Linked DNA regions of Homo sapiens: region 1 is linked to region 2. A link is an interaction called in ENCODE POLR2A ChIA-PET data of the cell type or tissue named here. Cell type or tissue: A673. All regions are shown on one strand. Each heading gives the region's core, and the rest is flanking DNA. Links, peaks and the distances in the headings are about the cores only.

Region 1 (10,734 bases), core at 1,145-9,144, 120 kb after region 2:
GTAGTTCAAGACCAACCTGGGCAACATAGCAAAACTCCTTAGCTACGAAAAAATACAAAAAATTAGCTGGGTATGGTGGTGTGAGTCTGTGGTCCCAGCTACCCGGGAGACTGAGGTGGGAGTATCGCCTGAGCCTGGGAGGCAAAGGTTGCAGTGAGCCAAGATTGTGCCACTACACTCCAACCTGGGAAACAGACCAAGATTCTGTCTCAAAATAAATAAATAAATAAAGAGTAGCTGGGTGTGGTGGCTCACACCTGTAATCCCAGCACTTTGGGAGGCCAAGGCAGGTGGATCACCTGAGGTCAGGAGTTCAAGACCAGCCTGGCCAACATGGTGAAACCCTGTCTCTACTAAAAATAAAAAAAATTAGCTGGGTGTGGTGGCAGATGTCTGTAATCCCAGCTACTTGGGAGGCTGAGGCACAAGAATGGCTTGAACCCAGGAGGTTGCAATGAGCCAAGATGGTGCCACTGCACTCCAGCCTGGGGTGACAGAGTGAGACTCTGTCTCAAGAAATAAAATAAAATAAATAAAGACTGTGGAGAATTCATTGTCTTGCTTTTTCCTGCTTCTAGAAGTCATCCACATTCCTTAACTCACAGCCTCCTTCCTCTATCTTCAAAGTCAGTAATGGGTGGAGGTCTTACATTACATAATTCTGATCTCCCTTTTGCCTCTCTCTCCTGCTTTTAAGAACCTTTGTGATTACACTGAGTCCACACAAATAATCCAGAATAATCTCCCTATCTCAAGGAGATTTAAGCAAATCTTCAAATTTCCTTTTGTCATATAAAGTAGCATATTCATAGGTTTCAGGAATTCAGATGTGGAAATCTTTGGTAGTACATTATTCTGCCTAGCACAGTGCTTAAGATATATGCATTTTACTCTGTGTAAATTATACCTCAACAAAAAAATAAAGTTTTTCAAAGAGAAAAGAAAAATACCAGGCAGAAATCTTCATAAAAACCCTCAGAATGTCAAGCTTGATGAAGTAATTCATCAAAACAGAAGCCAAACAGAATTCAAACTATTAAAAGTTAATTCATAGCTCACTCAGTAGTCTAACATAAAAAACCAGTCCCTTTAGGAGTAAATCAACTTCCCCAACTTATGTTTTGATTCAGTTGAAGGACATATGCAAAATCTACGTAAAGTGTAATTCAATACGTAAAAATGTTATGATGCCTAAGAACCAATTAATCTGTGATTGTCTCATGTCCCTTCTCATATCTCGTCCCAGAGACTGTTAACTGTTATTTGATAATATGGATCATTTAATTTGTACCTCACTTTGACTTTTAATTGGATAAATGAGCCAAGACATAAATCATTATCTCAATCTTGAAGGTTTTTATATTGATATTTCAGCCAAAAATTGCAATTGAATTGAAAAGTTCATTAGATTTAAATGTTTTTAAAATGCAAAAATATTAGATGGTGGTAAAATAAATGAAAATAGATGCAAAAAATGGTGTCAACCTTATTTTTAATGGTAGTTTAGCTATTGCTTTGTTCACATTAAAATATATTCACAACAGATACTTACTATGTATAATAGATTAGTCGTATTTGCCTAATAAGAAAATAAATACTCCACCATATGGTCTCAGTTACATTTGCACTATTTTGCCAACGTGTATTATCACATTCCCTTGAGGAGAAATAACTCTGTGGATTAAGCTCAGAAAATAATATAAAATGAAAAATTATGCCTCTAGCCCTATTTCAGAGTAATCCTGCTTGCCTGCATGTGCACCTGCTGTCCTGCTAGAGATCTCAGCCATCTGGGTTGTAGCATACCCCTGGGGCTGGATATTGTGCCAAATATCTTTCACTAGAGGCAATATTGCTTCTTTGATGACTATAAGCCATGCTAAACCAGAACATAGGAGTTTTCCAGCTAAGGACACTATCCATGTACACTGTTTGCCAGGCAACTTCTCACCACATTTGAGCAACAGAAATGCATTTTGGTCTTAGAAATTTGGGTAGGAAGGGACTTTTAAGGGCAGGAAATTTAACCCCAGGAAATAAAAATTCAAACACCAATATTGATAGGCAATTCTCAGATAGGAAAAGTCAATGTCTCAATTCATTTAAGCTGTTATAACAAAGTGCCATAAACTGGGTAGCTTACAAACAACAGAATTTATTTCTCTCCATTCTGGAGGCTGGAAAGTCCAAGATCCAGGCACATTCAATGTCTGGTGAGGGCCCATCTCTGGCTCATAGATGGTACTTCTTGCTGTGGCCTCACATGGCAGAAGAGGCCAAGGTCTCTCTGAGGTCTCTTTAAGGGCACAATAAGGGCACAATTCTATTCATGAGGACTCCATTCTTATGCCCTAGTCACCTCCTAAAGGCCCCACTCTATAGTTTGAATGTCCCCTCCCAAACTCATGTTGAAATTTAATTACTATCTTAACAGTATTATGAGGTGAGACCTTTAAGAGGTAATTAGGCCATGAGGGTCTATTTTCATGAATGGATTAATGCCATTATTAGGGTATGGCTTTGTTGTCATGGGAGTGGGTTCCTTATAAAAGAATGAGTTTGGCCCCTTTTGTCTCTCTCTCTCTCTCTCTCTCTCTCTCGCTGTCTTGGATCTTACACCTTCTACCGTGGGATGATGCAGCAAGAAGACCCTTGCTGGAGACCAAGCCCTGGATCTTGGAATTCCCAGCCTTGAAAACGGTAAGAAATTAATTGCTGTTCATTATAAATTACCCAGTCACAGGTATTCTCTTGTAGCAGCAGAAATGGACTACCTCCTTATATCCCACCCCTAATACCATCACTTTGGGGGTTAGGATTTCAATATATGAATTTAGAGGGGGCCAGACATGGTGGCTCATGCCTGTAATCCCAGCACTTTGGGAGGCCGAGGCGGGTGGATCACCTGAGGTCAGGAGTTCAAGACCAGCCTGGCCAACATGGGGAAACCTTGTCTCTACTGAAAATACAAAAATTCGCTGGGTGTGGTGGTGGGCAGTCCCAGCTACTCGGTAGGCTGAGGCAGGAGAATCACTTGAACCCAGGAGGTGGAGGTTATAGTGAGCCTGGATTGTGCCATTGCACTCCAGCACTCCAGCCTGGGCAACAAGAGCGAGACTCTGTCTTAAAAAAATAATAATAATTTAGAGGGAGACACAAACATTCTGATCACAGCAATCACTTTCCCAAAGTCATACTGACACTAAGTAACACAGACAGGGTTTGAATTCAGGCAGTCTGACTCCTGTGGAACTAGCCACTATTTGATGCTGCCTCCCAAGCCACAAAAATCATGGCCATACATGTATCCATCTTAAAATAATTCTTCCTCCATTCTCCACACATTGGTCTGGACAAGGAGGAGAGAGCACAGGGCTCTCTGGGCTTGATGATATCTGCTATAGAAGATCTAATTGCAGACTGACTCTAGGTTGGAGGATCCTCAATAATTGCATGTGTCCCCGAGAATTTCCAGGCCAGTGAGGAAGCTCTAGAGGCATCTCAAGTTCACTTTGATTCAAAAAATAAAAACAAAATCCCGGGAAATACAAACAAAATTCCACTGAAGTGGACCACTAAGTTTCCCCAAGATGAATCCACTCAGCAAAACATGCCAGATTTTGAACACATTGGAAGAACCTACACTTTTGGGACTAGACAGATTTTAAGAAGGATTCAATGAGAGGACTCAGGTGTGTTATCCTCCACAGCTTCTCTTGCTTTCCAAACTGAGGGGCCATATACAGATAGCTAAAAGTACCAAGAATACTCAAAACTGCTGATACAATAGAAACATAGCTTTTGAAAGCCCAAATGTATGTTACAGCCTTATTTATTTATTTATTTATTTATTGATTCATTCATTCATTTTTGAGACAGAATCTTGCTCTGTCACCCAGGCTGGAGTGCAACAGCGCGATCTCGGCTCACTGCAACCTCTGCCTCCCAGGTTCAAGCAATTATCCCACCTCAGCCTCCTGAGTAGCTGGGATTACACGCACCCGCCATCATGCCCGGCTAATTTCTGTATTTTTGTAGAGACGGGGTTTCACCATGTTGGCCAGACTGGTCTTGAACTCCCGACCTCAGGTGATCCACCCTCCTCAGCCTCCCAAAGTGCTGGGATTACAGGAGTGAGCCACCACGCCTGGCCTACAGCCTTATTTTAACAGCAATTTGCCTGTACTAGAGCCAGACATTCAGGGACATACGGTGGTCACCTATCCTTTTCAGAAAGGCCATTTCATTTATTCAGGAAATCTTTTTTTTTTTTTTTTTCAAGGCAGGATCTTGCTCTGCCACGCAAGCTGGTGTGCTGTGGAGTTACCATAGCTAACTGCAGCCTCAACCTCCTAGGCTCAAGAGATCCACCCACCTCAGCCTCTCAAGTAGCTGGGACTACAGGTGTGCACCATCACACCCAGCTAATTTTTAAATTTTTTTGTAGAGAAGGCGTCTCACTTTGTTGCCCAAGCTGGTCTTGAACTCCTGGGCTCAAGTGATCCTCCCACCTTGGCCTTCCAAAATGCTAGAATTACACACGTGAGTCACTGTGCCTGGCCCCAGGAAATCTTAATTTAGCACTCACTATGGGTGAAGTGCTGCAGCCACACAGGGATTACTGCAGTGAACTGGACAGACTGGTCCCTGACTGGCTGGATTTTAGAGTATAGCTGGGGACACAGACAAAGAGATTTCCTAACGAAGCAAGAGATTTAAAAACAAACAGAAACAAACAAACAAAAAACACATAAATACTGGGCACGGTGACTCATGCCTGCAATCCCAGCACTTTGGGAGGCCAAGGTGGGTGGATCCCTTGAGGCCAGGAATTTGAGACCAGCCTGGGCAACATGGTGAAACCCCATCTCTACTAAAAATACAAAAACGTTAGCCAGGTGTTTTAGCACATGCCTGTAATCCCAGCTACTCAGGAGGCTGAAGCACGAGAATTGCTTGAGGCCCGAGAATCACTTGAACCTGGAAGGCAGAGTTTGCAATGAGCCAAGATTGTGCCACTGCACTCCATCCTGGGTGACAGAGTGAGACTCTGTCTATAAACACACACACACACACACACACACACACACACAAATACTACTGTAATAAGTTTTGAGGAAAAAAATCCATTAAGTGCTAAATGGAGAAAAATTAGGTCCAGTTTTAGGAAAGGTTGAAGGGTGAGATGGAGGCAATTTTCAAAGAACCGAGAGTAAAGTCTACAGGGAAATGGAAGAATAATTTACATTCCAGGTGCAAGTAGTCATCCCATCCCCAAACCCACAGAAGCTATTTTCCTACTACCAGGGCCCCTTGATCTTTCACGAGGGAGAATAAATAGTAGGCAAAATCACCCCAGAATAAGATTTTAGCTTACCTTTTTAAGATCTCAGACCAGAACCTTCATCTACACATCTTGACCTCATAAGAAAGTTCAATATAGGGTGAAGAACTGAACCTTCCCAATACCAAGGCTGTAGCCCCAACCCTGTCCCTTCTCAGGGCGTGCCCTGGTTAACTGTGCCTCTGTTCACTTAACAAGGCTGGGTCTCTATAAACTGCAGGCGTTGGATTATAAAGTCCCTTTCATCACTCATGCAGCTAGTGATTAACTGACAATTGCAAGCTTGTGCAACCCCTTAATCTTTTTTATTGCATCACGTAAGCCATGCTATATTATATAGTTTCTCTTTCATATTATTGGCTTTTAAGAGCTTACCCCTGTGGTTTCTGCAAATGGATAAAAGACAGAGCCACTCCAAATGGTTCCTCACTTCCCAAACATCACAAGTAAACAAGTGATCTTTCCATAAATGTCTTACCTTGCAATTGCCCATTACAATTTGTCCTTGGTAGAGAGTTAACCTCTCATTTTCCCACATTATTAATTCCATGTGGCATTTTTTTCCAGTTCTGTTCATGCATTCTCGAGATGCCTCCTTCAAAATTTCATTTTTACCTCATTTTCATTTATTTTCCAGGCTGACTGTACCACCTGTCACTGGCAAATCCAGGGAAGTTTATTCCAAGCTCAGCCCTATAGTACACTGCACGGGCACAGTGGTTTCTCCTCAGCATTTAGAGGCAATTTCCACTAGGTTGTTCTAATTCCCACTGAATGACCCATGTGTTCCAAATTAGGATACACTTTCTTTTTTTTTTTTTTTTTTTTTTTTTTTTTTTTTTTTTGAGACGGAGTCTGGTTCTGTCTCCCAGGCTGGAGTGCAGTGGCACAATCTCGGCTCACTGCAAGCTCCGCCTCCGGGGTTCACGCCATTCTCCTGCCTCAGCCTCCCGAGTAGCTGGGACTACAGGCGCCCGCCACCATGCCCGGCTCATTTTTTGTATTTTTCTTTTTTAGTAGAGATGGGGTTTCACCATGTTAGCCAGGATGGTCTCGACCTCGTGACCTCGTGATCCACCTGCCTCGGCCTCCCAAAGTGCTGGGATTACAGGCGTGAGCCACCGCGCGCAGACAGGACACACTTTTGTCCTAAAAAAAGGAAAATTTTGGCCCGGGCGTGGTGGCTCACGCCTGTAATCCCATCACTTGGGAGGCCACGAGGTCAGCAGATCGAGACCATCCTGTCTAACATTGTGAAACCCCATCTCTACTAAAAATACAAAAAATTAGCTGGGCGTGGTGATGGGCGCCTGTAGTACCAGCTACTCCGGAGGCTGAGGCAGGAGAATGATGGGAACCCAGGAGGCGGAGCCTGCAGTGAGCCGAGATCGTGCCACTCACTCCAGCCTGGGTGGCAAAGCCAGACGCCGTCTCAAAAAAAAAAAAAAAAGGCAAATTTTATCTTTCCATTTATAGTAAGTCAAAAACAGACAAAACTCGGCTACAGTTTTAGAAGTCGGGAGAGTGATTACCTGTGAGCAGGAGGGAGGGGCAGTGACTAGGAGGGGCATGGGGTGGGCTGCTGGCCTCTATAACGTTCTACTGCTTGACCAGAGCAGTGCTCATGGATTTGTCCACTTTGATAAGTCATCAATCTGTCCACTCTTGATTTTTACACCTTCTTTTTTTTTTTTTTCTTTTTTGAAACAGAGTCTCGCTCCATCACCCAGGCTGGAGTGAAGTGGCGCCATCTCGGCTCACTGCAACCTCTGCCTCCTGGGCTCAAGAGATTCTCGTGCCTCAGCCTCCCAAGCAGCTGGGATTACAAACATACGCCACCACGCCTGGCTAATTTTTGTAATTTTTAGTAGAGATGGGGTTTCACCATGTTGGCCAGGATGGGCTCCAACTCCTGGGCTCAAGCGATCTGCCTGCCTCAGCCTCCCAAAGGGCTGGGATTACAGGCGTAAGCCACCGCGCCCAGCCTTTTACACTTTCTTTTATACGTGTTGTCTTTTCATTTAAAAAATATCCATTAAAAAGTCAAAACTGTTCCCTACACTTTATTTAGTAATACAACCAACATAGGTAATTTAGTGGTTAAGAGTGTGGCCTCTGGAGTGAGACTTCCTGGAGCCTAACTCAGTTTCTCCTTTTTATTGCTTTTCTCTTCTGTAAACATAGAGAACATAGCTTTTCTCTTCTGTAAAATGGTAATGACAGTAATACCTACCTCAGAAGGTTGTTCTGAGGATTGAAAGAGTTACTGTCTATTAAGCCATTAAACAATGCTAGGCTCATTGAGGGCAGCGTTTAAATATTCTTTCTCATATAAAGAGGAATGAAACTTTAGTTGTACTCCTAAAGTCTGGAATCATTACCAGACTTCAATCCTGCCTCTGCTACTCCCTAGCTATGTTACCTGTGATGAGTGTCTTGACCTCTTTGTTCCACAGTTTAGCTACCTGTAAAATAGGGGAACTACCTGAATTTGAGGGCAGGTAGAGGTTATAACACGCATAGGACTTAATAGGCCACAGACTATGAAAAAAATTGGGCTTTTGTTCCCCTCAAAGTATAGTGGGAAGCCTTTCAAATGATTTTTTAAAAAATCTTTTGTTTTATATTTTCAAAGATTTTTTTTTTTTTGCTACTATATAGAAAGGAATGAGAAAAAGTAAGTCTGAAGGCAGGTAGACCAGGTAGGAAGGAGTCTAGGTAAGAGGCGAAGGTAGATTTGAACACAGAATTGACAATACCTGCTGATAGCTAGATGGGCATCACAAGGACTCTTAGGTTTCTGGCTTTAACAAGTCTTCATACAAGCTTTTCCCTCTGCTGGGAACTCTCCTCCTCCACTTTTCAGGTAGCTAGTTAATATGGTTTAGCTGTGTCCCCACCCAAATCTCATCTTGAACTATAGTTCCCATAATCTCCACGTGTCATGGGAGGGACCCAGTGGGAGGTAATCGAATCATGGGGGCCGTTACATCCATGCTATTCTCATGATGGTGAGTGAGTTCTTATGAGATCTAATTATTTTATAAGGGGCTTACCCTCTGCCTTCTCCTTGCTCTCCATTCACTCTGCACTTCTCCTTGCTGCCATCATGTGAAGAAGGATATGTTTGTTTCCCCTTCTGCCATGATCGTAAGTTTCCTGAGTCCTCCCCAGCCATGCCGAACTGTGAGTCAATTAAACCTCTTTCCTTTATAAATTATCCAGTCTCAGGGGATGTTCTTATCAGCAGTGTGAGAATGGACTAATACACTAATTTATTCCTACCTTTTAGATCTCAGCTTAAATGCCACTTTATCAGGCAAGCTGGCCCCAAGCAACCTATATGAAGTGAGTACCTCCCACCATTTTTCTTATTTACTTTGTAACTCTTTTCCTAATTCATAATCGTTTGATCTGCTCACCTGTTTTTCTCTGCCTTCACCAGTAGTACCTAAGCCCCAAGAGAGCAGGCACCGTGTCCATCCTGTTCTCCACTCTTTCCCTATTTCCTGGGACCTAAGAGCTCTCAACAAATACTAGATGGATGAAGGATGCATGATTTCCAAACAAGATGATTGTTATTATCTAACAAGAGGGAGGATTAACCCAGTATTTGGCCTATTCTTTTTAATATACTTTGACTTATTAATAGGAAAAGTTATATTATGCTGTGAGTAAATTTGTTCATTCTTATTTTATGTCAATTTTATAATCTTTTCAAACATGCATTCATTAAAAATACTAAACAAAACAAAGTTCTATGTTCTCTTGAGACTTATATTCTTTTTTTTTTTTTTTCTCAGAAATAGGGTCTTACTCTGTTGCCCAGGCTGGAGTGCAGAGGTGTGATCATAGCTCACTGCAGCATCCAACTCCTGGACTTAAGCAATACTCCTACCTCAGCCTCCCAAGTAGCTGGGACTACAGGTACACAACACCACACCTGGCTAATTTTGAGAGGGATGGTAGAACTTGGATGTCACCATGTTGCCCAGGCTGGCCTCAAACTCCTAGCCTCAAGTGATCCTTCCACTTCAGCCTCCCAAGGCATTGAAATTACAGATGTGAGCCACCGAGCTCAGCCCTGAAACTTATATTCTATTGATGAGTCAGACAATGGATATCAGACAAAATAAAGAAGTAAAGTATAGAGCACATTAAAAAGCGATAGGTGGGCTGGGCATGGTGGCTCATGCCTGTAATCCCAGCATTTTGGGAGGGCAAGGCAGGACAATCGCTTGAGGCCAAGAGTTTGAGACCAGGCTGGGCAACATGGTGAGACCCCGTCTCTACAAAAAAATTTAAAAATTCAATAAAAATTGTTAAGTGATAAGAGCTGTGGAAAAAGAAGGAACAGAGTAGGTGTAGTTCATTGCTACATTGGTAGCCCCCAAGGATCCTTACCTAATGGTGTTCATGCCTTTCTGTAGTTTGTCCCTTCCATGTCACCTCAAGCCTTGGTGATATGACTTGCTTTATCCAATGGGAAATTATCAAGCATGATGCAAACAGAGTTTGATAAGTGCTTGGACACTGGGACTTGACCGCTTGGAAAGCTCCTCCTTGGAAGCTATCTACCATGCTACAAAGAAGGCTGGGCTAGACTTGAATCATGAGATACCACGTGGAAAGGGGCCCTGGAGGAGGAGAGCAGCACATCTTGGACACTGCAGGCCCAGCTGAGATCTCGGATTAATACAGTTACAATCAGACCACAAAGCTGGGCCAGCCCTTTTCCCTGTTCTTTCATCTTTTTGGAATATTATTTAGTCTTTAAAAGGAAGGAAGCATGTTGTTACATGCTACAACACAAATGAACCTTGAACACACTATGCTAAGTGAAATAAGCTACTCACAAAAGAACACATACTCTATGATTCCAGCTCTATGAGGTATCTAAAGTAGTCAAATTCACAGACATAGAAAGGAGAGTGTTGGTTACCAGGGGCTAGGAGGAGAAGGCAAAGGGGAGTTATTGTTTAACAAGTAGAGAGTTTTAATTCTCCAGGAAGAAAATGTTCTGGAGATCTGTTTCACAATAATGTAAATATACTTACGACTACTGAAATATGCACTTAAAAACGGTTAAGACAGTACATTTTACGATATGTGTTTTTTCCTACATTTTTTATTTTTTATTTTTTATTATTATTATTATTATTTTGAGACAGAGTCTCACTCTGTTGCCCAGGCTGGAGTGCAGTGGCACGATCTCGGCTCACTGCAACCTCCACCTCCTGGGTTCAAGTGATTCTCCTGCCTCAGCCTCCCTAGTAGCTGTGATTACAGGTGCCCGCCACCACACTCAGCTAATTTTTTGTATTTTTAGTAAAGACAGGGTTTCGCCATGTTGGCCAGGCTGGTCTCGAACTCCTGACCTCAGGTGATCC
Region 2 (8,000 bases), core at 1-8,000:
AGCCCTGGAAGTGGAGGCTGCCGTGAGCTATGATGGTGCCACGACACTCCTGCTTAGGTGACAGAGTGAGACCTTGTCTCAAAAAAAAAAAAAAAGATTGAGCCAGGAAAACTTGGATTCTTTGAATAAAGTCTACACAGAACAGCATAATTATGCCAAGAAAGCCCTATTTCAGATGAAATGTCAGCATGGTGGTAGAGAAAGTAATGACTATATTGATTCTTATTGGGCCATGAAAATGTCACTCAAATCTCACAAATTTTAAGGATTTTACTAGTGCCTTCAAGAACCTGTGACCTCTCTCCCATTTCTCCCCGGCCCCACCCAACTCGCCATTGCATCAGCTACTTTTCTTTCTCAACCTTGAACTCATAAGCTCCTTTCCAAATCAAGGCCCTTTTACTAGCTGTTTCTCCCCCACAGGACAGTCCTCCCAGATCTCTCCAGGGCAGGCCCCTTTGAGCTCACATGCCAATTTTCCATTAGAGAGGTCTTTGCTGACTACCCTATGGAAGTAATCCTACCCCCAAAGCAACTACTTTCAATCACATCATCCTAGTCTATTTCCATTTGTCATGTTTTTTTCAATCACTGCTATGTAAGTTTCACAGTAAACATGAACTGTGTCTCCTTGTTCAATCCTTTATTTCTAGCACTCAAAATAGTGCCTTACCACATGACAGGTTCACAATAAATATTTTTTGATAGAATGAAAATTTTCTTTCACTTATCCTGAATAACATCTGCATTGAATTTCCAGAGACAACTCCAACAATGTGACTGTCAAAATTCATTGATGAAAAGGGTCTTTGATACCTACATGCTCTTTTTCCAAGTCAATCAGTCAGCCACAGCGCTGAAGCATGTGTTTGCCTCCTTGAGACTGTTTGTATGCAAGGTAAGGATCTCCAGGTTTCAATGAAGTTTAGGTAGGATGACAGTAAACCCATAGAATAGTAAACCTATAGGAATCCTTGCGTTTCTCAGTAGGGAGGGAAGAAGGATTGTTTTCTTCAATTTGGGTTTTATTAGACATTGATTCCTGGTCTCAAAATGAGTGCACAGCCTTGACAATCTGTCTGCTCAAATACCAGAAGATATTAGCATCTGGTGACAATTAGCATCTGGTCACCAATTCTTTGAGTTATCTGTGTTTGCGGCACCAAGTTAGGTAAAATGCACCCCTTGAACTTAAAGGGGTGCATATCAAGTTAAAGATTCCACATTAAAGTGGATACAGCCACCGCCTTTGAGGACGCTTGTAAATAACACCTGTGATCTTAACAATGTCAGGTGAATTGAGGTCATTTCAAAGCTCTCACTGTTATTTTGGATTGTCATCAGTTACTGATACAAAGGATACTTATACAATGTAGAGAATAATTCTATCTAGGAAAAAAGACAAATGCTAACATAGGCCTTAACAAATTCTATCCTCCTCACTTGCAAATGAAAAAAAAAAAATAGACCAAGTTAAAAAAAAAAAGGAGAGGGATTTTGTTTTAGGGAATTTTAAAATATGAGAATGAACAGAGCAAAATGAAGGCATGTTGCTCCCTTCACCCGTTCTTCCATTTCTGCAGTTTCCTTCAGCGTTCTTTCAAGGGCCTGCTGACCTCTGTGGATCATTCTGTTACGAAGTCCTAAAATGCTGTAACCACAGGTCACGGTCAACTCAGACAGAAGCCTCAGCCCTTCTGTACTTTTTCATGAGGAAGAATTTTGAATTTAACAAGCAGAAGTCAATTGTCCGGTCCCACTTACAAGTAAGTGCTGCCAATTTTCATTAATGCTGTTGTTAAAACCACTGATCTGTTTCAGCAGTGCTTAAAGCCTACTGTCCTCAGGGCAAGCCGTCACTAACTCCTCCACTAGCGTCCTCCTTAAAGACGCCCACAGCATTCAGTTCTGTTTAATAGTAGGGGCACAGCTGGGCAGAAATCAGCAGAGCCCTATCTCCACTTGTACTTTCCTTTCTTCTGCCAGGAAATAGAATCATATGGAGTAAACAACTCAGGAAACCATGGCTAGCTCCAACAGGTCAAACCCCGCCAAATTCCAAACGTAATTTTTTTTCTTCTAGGCATCCCAAGATTCCAAGATTCCTGCAGCCTCTCTTAGGTATTTAAGATTATAGGAAACACCCTAGATTTAATAATACGTTCTGGAGCTTTAATACATAAACACTTCTTTTATTGGACCTACAGGGAGAAACTAATAATACATTTACCCAGCCCAGTGGATTTCTTTAAGAAGACTATTTCTGGTCTTGTTTTTGAGAGTTCATTTTTTTTCTTTTCTAGCTCATCAAAGCTGTGAGCCAGTTAATAGCCGATGCTGGGATTGGAGGCTCTCGGTTTCAACATTCGCTTGCAATTACCAATAATTTCGCCAATGGAGATAAGCAAATGAAAGTAAGAAATGCTTTGTGGGCTTTTACTGCAGAATTTTTTTAAATCTGAAGTGGATTCTTTTTGTGAGATATCAAAATCATAAAAATAGATTGGGTACAGTGGTTCACGCCTGTATTCCCAACACTTTGAGAAGCCAAGGCAGGAGGATCGCTTGAGGCCAGGAGTTTGAGTTGAGGCTGCAGTGAGCTATGATGGCACCATTGCACTCCAGCATGGGTAACAGAGCAAGACCTTGTCTCTAAAATAATAATAATAATAATAATAATAATTGTTTATTTTGTTTATTGAGACTTTGAGCTTTGAGCACTCCTCAAAGTAAACTATCAAGTTTATTGTTTGAATCGTTAAGCAGCTCTTACACTTTAAGCATGTGATCTGTTAAGAGGCATTCCCAATATGTGTGGTTGAATGGCCTAGAACAAGAGGATTTACCATAAATATCCAGAAATACAATGACACTCCTAACTCTATTTGGGGGAAAATTCATCTTATCTTTTGTTTAGCACTTTCTGAAGACTTCTCCTGTAGTCATTATACTGAAAAGTCCAAGTCTAGAGCCAGGCTTCAGTCATGGCTGGACCCAGGGATTAAAATAATTTTCAGACCCATCCCTCTACTGCCTCGATCTTGCCTCTCTCACTGTCTGTCAGCTCAGCTTTCCTCTTTGTTTACTTCATTTCCAGACAGGCTATCCCCCTGGGCATGTTCTCAGAAATTCTGAGGACCTTGGTAGTATCTTATGAGTAGAAAATCACCTTGTTTGATAGTTCCAATTAAAGTCCCACAACTGAATCTCTTTGATCCAAGCTTAAATAATATGCTTATCCCTAAACCAATCACTGTAGCTTGGAGGATCAAAAAATAGAATTGGCCAGGCCAGTGTTATATGCCATCCATGGTCTCTAGGAGTAAAGTCAGACCTGTTCAAATCACATGAGCTAGAGTCAGGAAGGGGAATATATCTCAAAGACAATCAGGACGTTTCACCAGAAGAAGGTGTTCTTGAAGACAAAAGAATAGAGGCTCCTGAAATGTTTATCTTCAAATGTGTGTATCCACAGTCACAAAACATAGAATGCACATATATAGAATGCACTCATTTATAACTATATATAGAATGCTCCAAACTGTGATGCGTAGCCATAATTAATAGCATAACTTAAAGTCAGTTAACCTATAGATTCTAAACAGATAATGACCCAGGCTCTCTCTTTTCCAAAGAACAGCAATTTCCCAGCAGAGGTGAAGGACCTGACTAAGCGTATAAGGACTGTTTTGATGGCCACAGCTCAGATGAAGGAGCACGAGAAGGACCCCGAGATGCTGGTGGATCTCCAGTACAGCCTGGCAAACTCCTACGCAAGCACTCCTGAACTACGCAGGACCTGGCTGGAAAGTATGGCCAAGATTCATGCCAGAAACGGAGATTTATCTGAGGTGATTAGCCAAGGCTTGGTCATTTACCATCAGTATTGTCCTCTTTATCAGGAAAATTGGATTTTCATTTACAGCATGGACTAGAAAAGGATGCCATGTTTTTCAACTAATCTAGAAATGACTCAGTTATATATCATATACAATACATTTCCATATAGCATTCAAGGATACCTAACGCTAAGTAAATGATATCAAATAAAGGCCAGAGTCAGTGGGGGCAACTGCAGGTGTAGAAATTGTAATGCAACGCTGAATGCTAAAAACCTGAGGCTAAGGAGGGGTGTGGTAAGGGTGTCTGGGAATTGAGTCGTTAAATTAATGTTCTGTGTTTTAAAACTTCTTCTCTGCAACTAGAGTTGAATGGGGAAGCTTGCCACCATAGTGAGTTAACTCAGGCAGGGGGAATCAGTCCTCATTTACAGCTAGTTTGAACTGGCCATGGAAAAATGAATGATCCTTAGCACCATGTGAGGAGAGTCCACTGCACGAGGATTATAAGTCAACACTTAACTTTTTATGTCAGTTTCAATACTGGGTGGATCATAAGCAGCAATTCATAGCACCCAAGGTCTTCTTAGTACCAAATGGGAAGTTCTACGCTATTCTGGAACTATGTCCCTTTGGGGAAGAGATTAATTTGTCTAGGATAGTCCTAAACTCTGAAGCTCTTCTAAACACATGTGGTAATCAGGGACTCTGGAATGGAAACCAGAAGGCTGGCTTGGCAGCAATTTAGTGAGGACAAGAATGAGAAGCCCTTGGGCTGCTCTGAAAATGATGAAATTTCTCCATAAAACCTCAAAAGGAAAAAGCTGAAGTCATTTGGAATCTTTAGCAAGTCGAGTTTTAATATGTGTTCAGCAACGTTCAGGGCTTCATAAGAGACAGATTAAAATATAACATCAGCCATATAATCTAGTTTGTGGGGAGCACGGGTGTTACATTGTGTCACACTAGTCAATCAAGTACTCGTGAGGTGACCATTTTAAAGGCAACACAAATTCAGAGGGGCTATTCCAGGAGGTTAAAAAAAAACTTATTTAGAAGGCAGATATTTTTATTTCCACTTTATATCTAAATACTAGAGTTATAGTTTTAATTTTAAAAGGAGACTTATGATTTATTTTTAATCTAGGCTTAGACTTTAAGGGAGGAAGAGAATTCTATGGGAAAATTCTTTGGGCCAGCTCCTTCACCCATCTCCAAACTAACCAAGAACAAACAAACAAAAACCCAAATATTCATTTTATTCTTGATGGTGAATTTTTTTGGAAATACAATTGATCCTTGCTTTCAATTTGGTGATTACAAAGGATCCTTCTAACATATTCTGATATGGAATACTGACTCGCCTTGGAAGATTAGCCCTAATTATATTAAACTCCATCCCCTGAGCCTCTTTATTTTCTTTCTCATTACAGGCTGCCATGTGTTACATCCATATTGCTGCTCTCATTGCAGAGTATCTGAAAAGAAAGGGTAAGATGACCACATGAGGGAGGCAAAAAGCCTAGATATCAACACATTGAAGCCTAATAGAAATAATGTATTAATTTTACATTTTATTAATCTGTTATGTTTAAGTAATAATCGCTTTCACAGATACTTCTAATTATGCTGTACTTTAAACATTTTAAGTCTATCATGCCATTGACTTATTTATTCTATGTACAGCAAAGGCTAACTGGATGGTCAACTTCTTAGTTCAAAACGAGAATGCATCATTGGCTAACGATTTGTAGTCTCTAAAGCTTGTATTAACATAAACATGTAGCAATGTCCTAACCTCATCTTGCACTACCATAGGTTACTGGAAAGTGGAAAAGATTTGCACAGCATCCCTGCTCTCGGAGGATACCCACCCCTGTGATAGCAACTCATTACTAACAACTCCCAGTGGAGGAAGTGAGTGACCTAACTGCTCATTTATCCCAATGCAGAGGAAATCCACTTGCTGCTCAAATTCTACTTCAGTGAAACCTTCTTAAATATATTCTTAGAAGCAAAAACTGTCTCAGATCTACCCAACTTACTCTGCAAAAAACTTAAACTCCTGCCATTCAGAAATCCCATCCAAAATTTATAAAATTTAAATAACTGAAAAGTTGTCAGCAAATAGAACTGTATGTTCTCCAACATTCAAGTTTATGAGTTACAGCCATATTTAGCTACCAATCTGCATGCCAGTCTGCCATAGGGATGTTTATTCTGAAATTGGTAAATTGTTTGAAATTGCAAGAGGAATCTATTTTAATTTTTAAATGTAATAAAACTGTTTATTCCAAATAAAAGATAGGGCCAGGCGCGGTGGCTCACGCCTGTAATCCCAGCACTTGGGAGGCCAAGGTGAGCAGATCACTTGAAGTCAGAAGTCCGAGACCAGCCTGGCCAACATGGTGAAGCCTGGTCTCTACTAAAAATACAAAATTTAGCTGGGCATGGTGGCAGGCACCTGTTATCCCAGCTACTTGGGAGACTGAAGCAGGAGAATCACTTGAACCCAGGAGGCGGAGGTTGCAGTGAGCCAAGATAGCACCACTGTACACCAGCCTGGGCAACAGAGTGAGACTCCGTCTCCAAAAAAATAAAAAGAAAAATGAAGATATATACATATATATATTCTATATATGTAGGACTTTATAATCAGCATGTTCCATTTCATTTTTAAAAAGTATAAACTGACAATTTATAACATATGGCTTATGGTACAGATTTCCTTTAGAAATATTCCATCATTAATGTCTGATTTTTTGAAATTATAATAATGACTAAAGAGTTACTCTTTGCACAAAAAAGTGAGTGATATAGTTTACACATTAAATCTACATTCAATTGCAAAAATTTGTTTGAATCCAAATTTTATGAACTGTAGTCTCTTTGATAACACTGGTTTAACTTTCCAAATGCAGTGGAAAACTCCGTGTACAAACAACATTTTTAGATGTTGAAATACATTTTTAGATGTTGAAAATCAAAAGACTTAAACGAAATGTAAATGGACTTTACTTGCTATATTTCAGAAACATAATTCATCCCTTATTCATTTAAATATTTGTATGTTTTCTAAAAGGTCTCACTGGATTTTGCATATAAGACATTTGAACTGGCCAGGTGCCATGACTCACGCCTGTAATCCCAGCACTTTGGGAGACCAAGGCAGGTGGATCACAAGGTCAGGAGTTCAAGACCAGCCTGGCCAAGATGATGAAACCCCGTCTCTACTAAAAATACAAAAAAAAAAAAAAAATTAGCCGGGCGTGGTGGCAGGTGCCTATAAATCCCAGCTACTCAGGAGGCTGAGGCAGAGAATTGCTTGAACCCAGGAGGTGGAGGTTGCAGCGAGCTGAGATCACGCCACTGCACTCTAGCCTGGACAACAGAGCAAGACTCCATCTCAAAAAAAAAAAAAAGACTTTTGAACCAAATGACCAAAGCAAACTGAGAGACAGTGAGGTCACTTGTTTAAGGACCTTGGAGAAGAAGCCAGATGTGGCACCCTATGGCACCCATGGCTCATGTCCACCCAAAAATTCAGGAATCTTCTTGCTTAGTGTCACACTTCCTATGTAGCCTGATATTTATATGCATGTCATCAAACACATCATTGCCTTATTTAACATGCCCTTCCTCCTCATCTATTGCTTATCATAACCAGATGCCGTAACGTTCCATAAAGACTTTCAAATTCTAAGAACAAAATTGAAGAAAACCAGTAAAGGCAGGTGTTAGTTTGAGAACTTGTGGAAACTTAGATACCAAAAAGTTGTGTGAATCTTTAATATTCAAAATGCTTTAAATGCCCAATGTTAGACCTAAGGTGATATGAGAATATAATGTATGTCCATCAAGAAAAGGATATATTTGTTGAGTAAACTTTAAAATTAGGAAGGTGATCATCTATGATACATTAACATATATCTGATGATACATTAGCTGATGATATATGCTATGATATATTAGCATATTCTAATTAGCATATATCATCAGCATATATGGGAATGTCATTGGCATGTATTTGAAGCCCTTAATATACTTTTCTATTTTGATATTTTTGAGTCAAAGGAGTAAATTATCCCTTCCCTACAATGTTCACAATTGTATGAATATAGGTGAAGATAGGCGACCCCAGAAAGTACAGCTGCTTCAGTT

The links. ChIA-PET counts read pairs that join two places held together with the same protein. Peaks named below come from ENCODE experiments on the same cell type or tissue, not always from the same donor. Only the 100,000 strongest peaks of a DNase experiment are listed, where the experiment ranks them.
Region 1: POLR2A ChIA-PET joins it to region 2 with 12 read pairs; 2 of 35 experiments call an interaction of 5 or more read pairs at or near these places.

The regions. Positions count from the first base shown.
Region 1 is chr2:224,673,390-224,684,123 of GRCh38, reverse strand. It overlaps LOC105373910 (a long non-coding RNA gene), which reads right to left and starts at 5,528. Exons shown (of 3, transcript XR_923956.2): 1 at 5,378-5,528. In A673, for the core only: no CTCF peak of the experiment used is centred there; a DNase peak (open chromatin) is centred at 5,643.
Region 2 is chr2:224,790,730-224,798,729 of GRCh38, reverse strand. DOCK10 (dedicator of cytokinesis 10) reads left to right here. Exons shown (of 56, transcript NM_014689.3): 42 at 761-898; 43 at 1,584-1,766; 44 at 2,304-2,414; 45 at 3,636-3,851; 46 at 5,273-5,330; 47 at 5,658-5,756. Among named protein-coding and RNA genes, the nearest start is that of CCDC195, 78 kb to the right of the region's middle. In A673, for the core only: no CTCF peak of the experiment used is centred there; no DNase peak of the experiment used is centred there.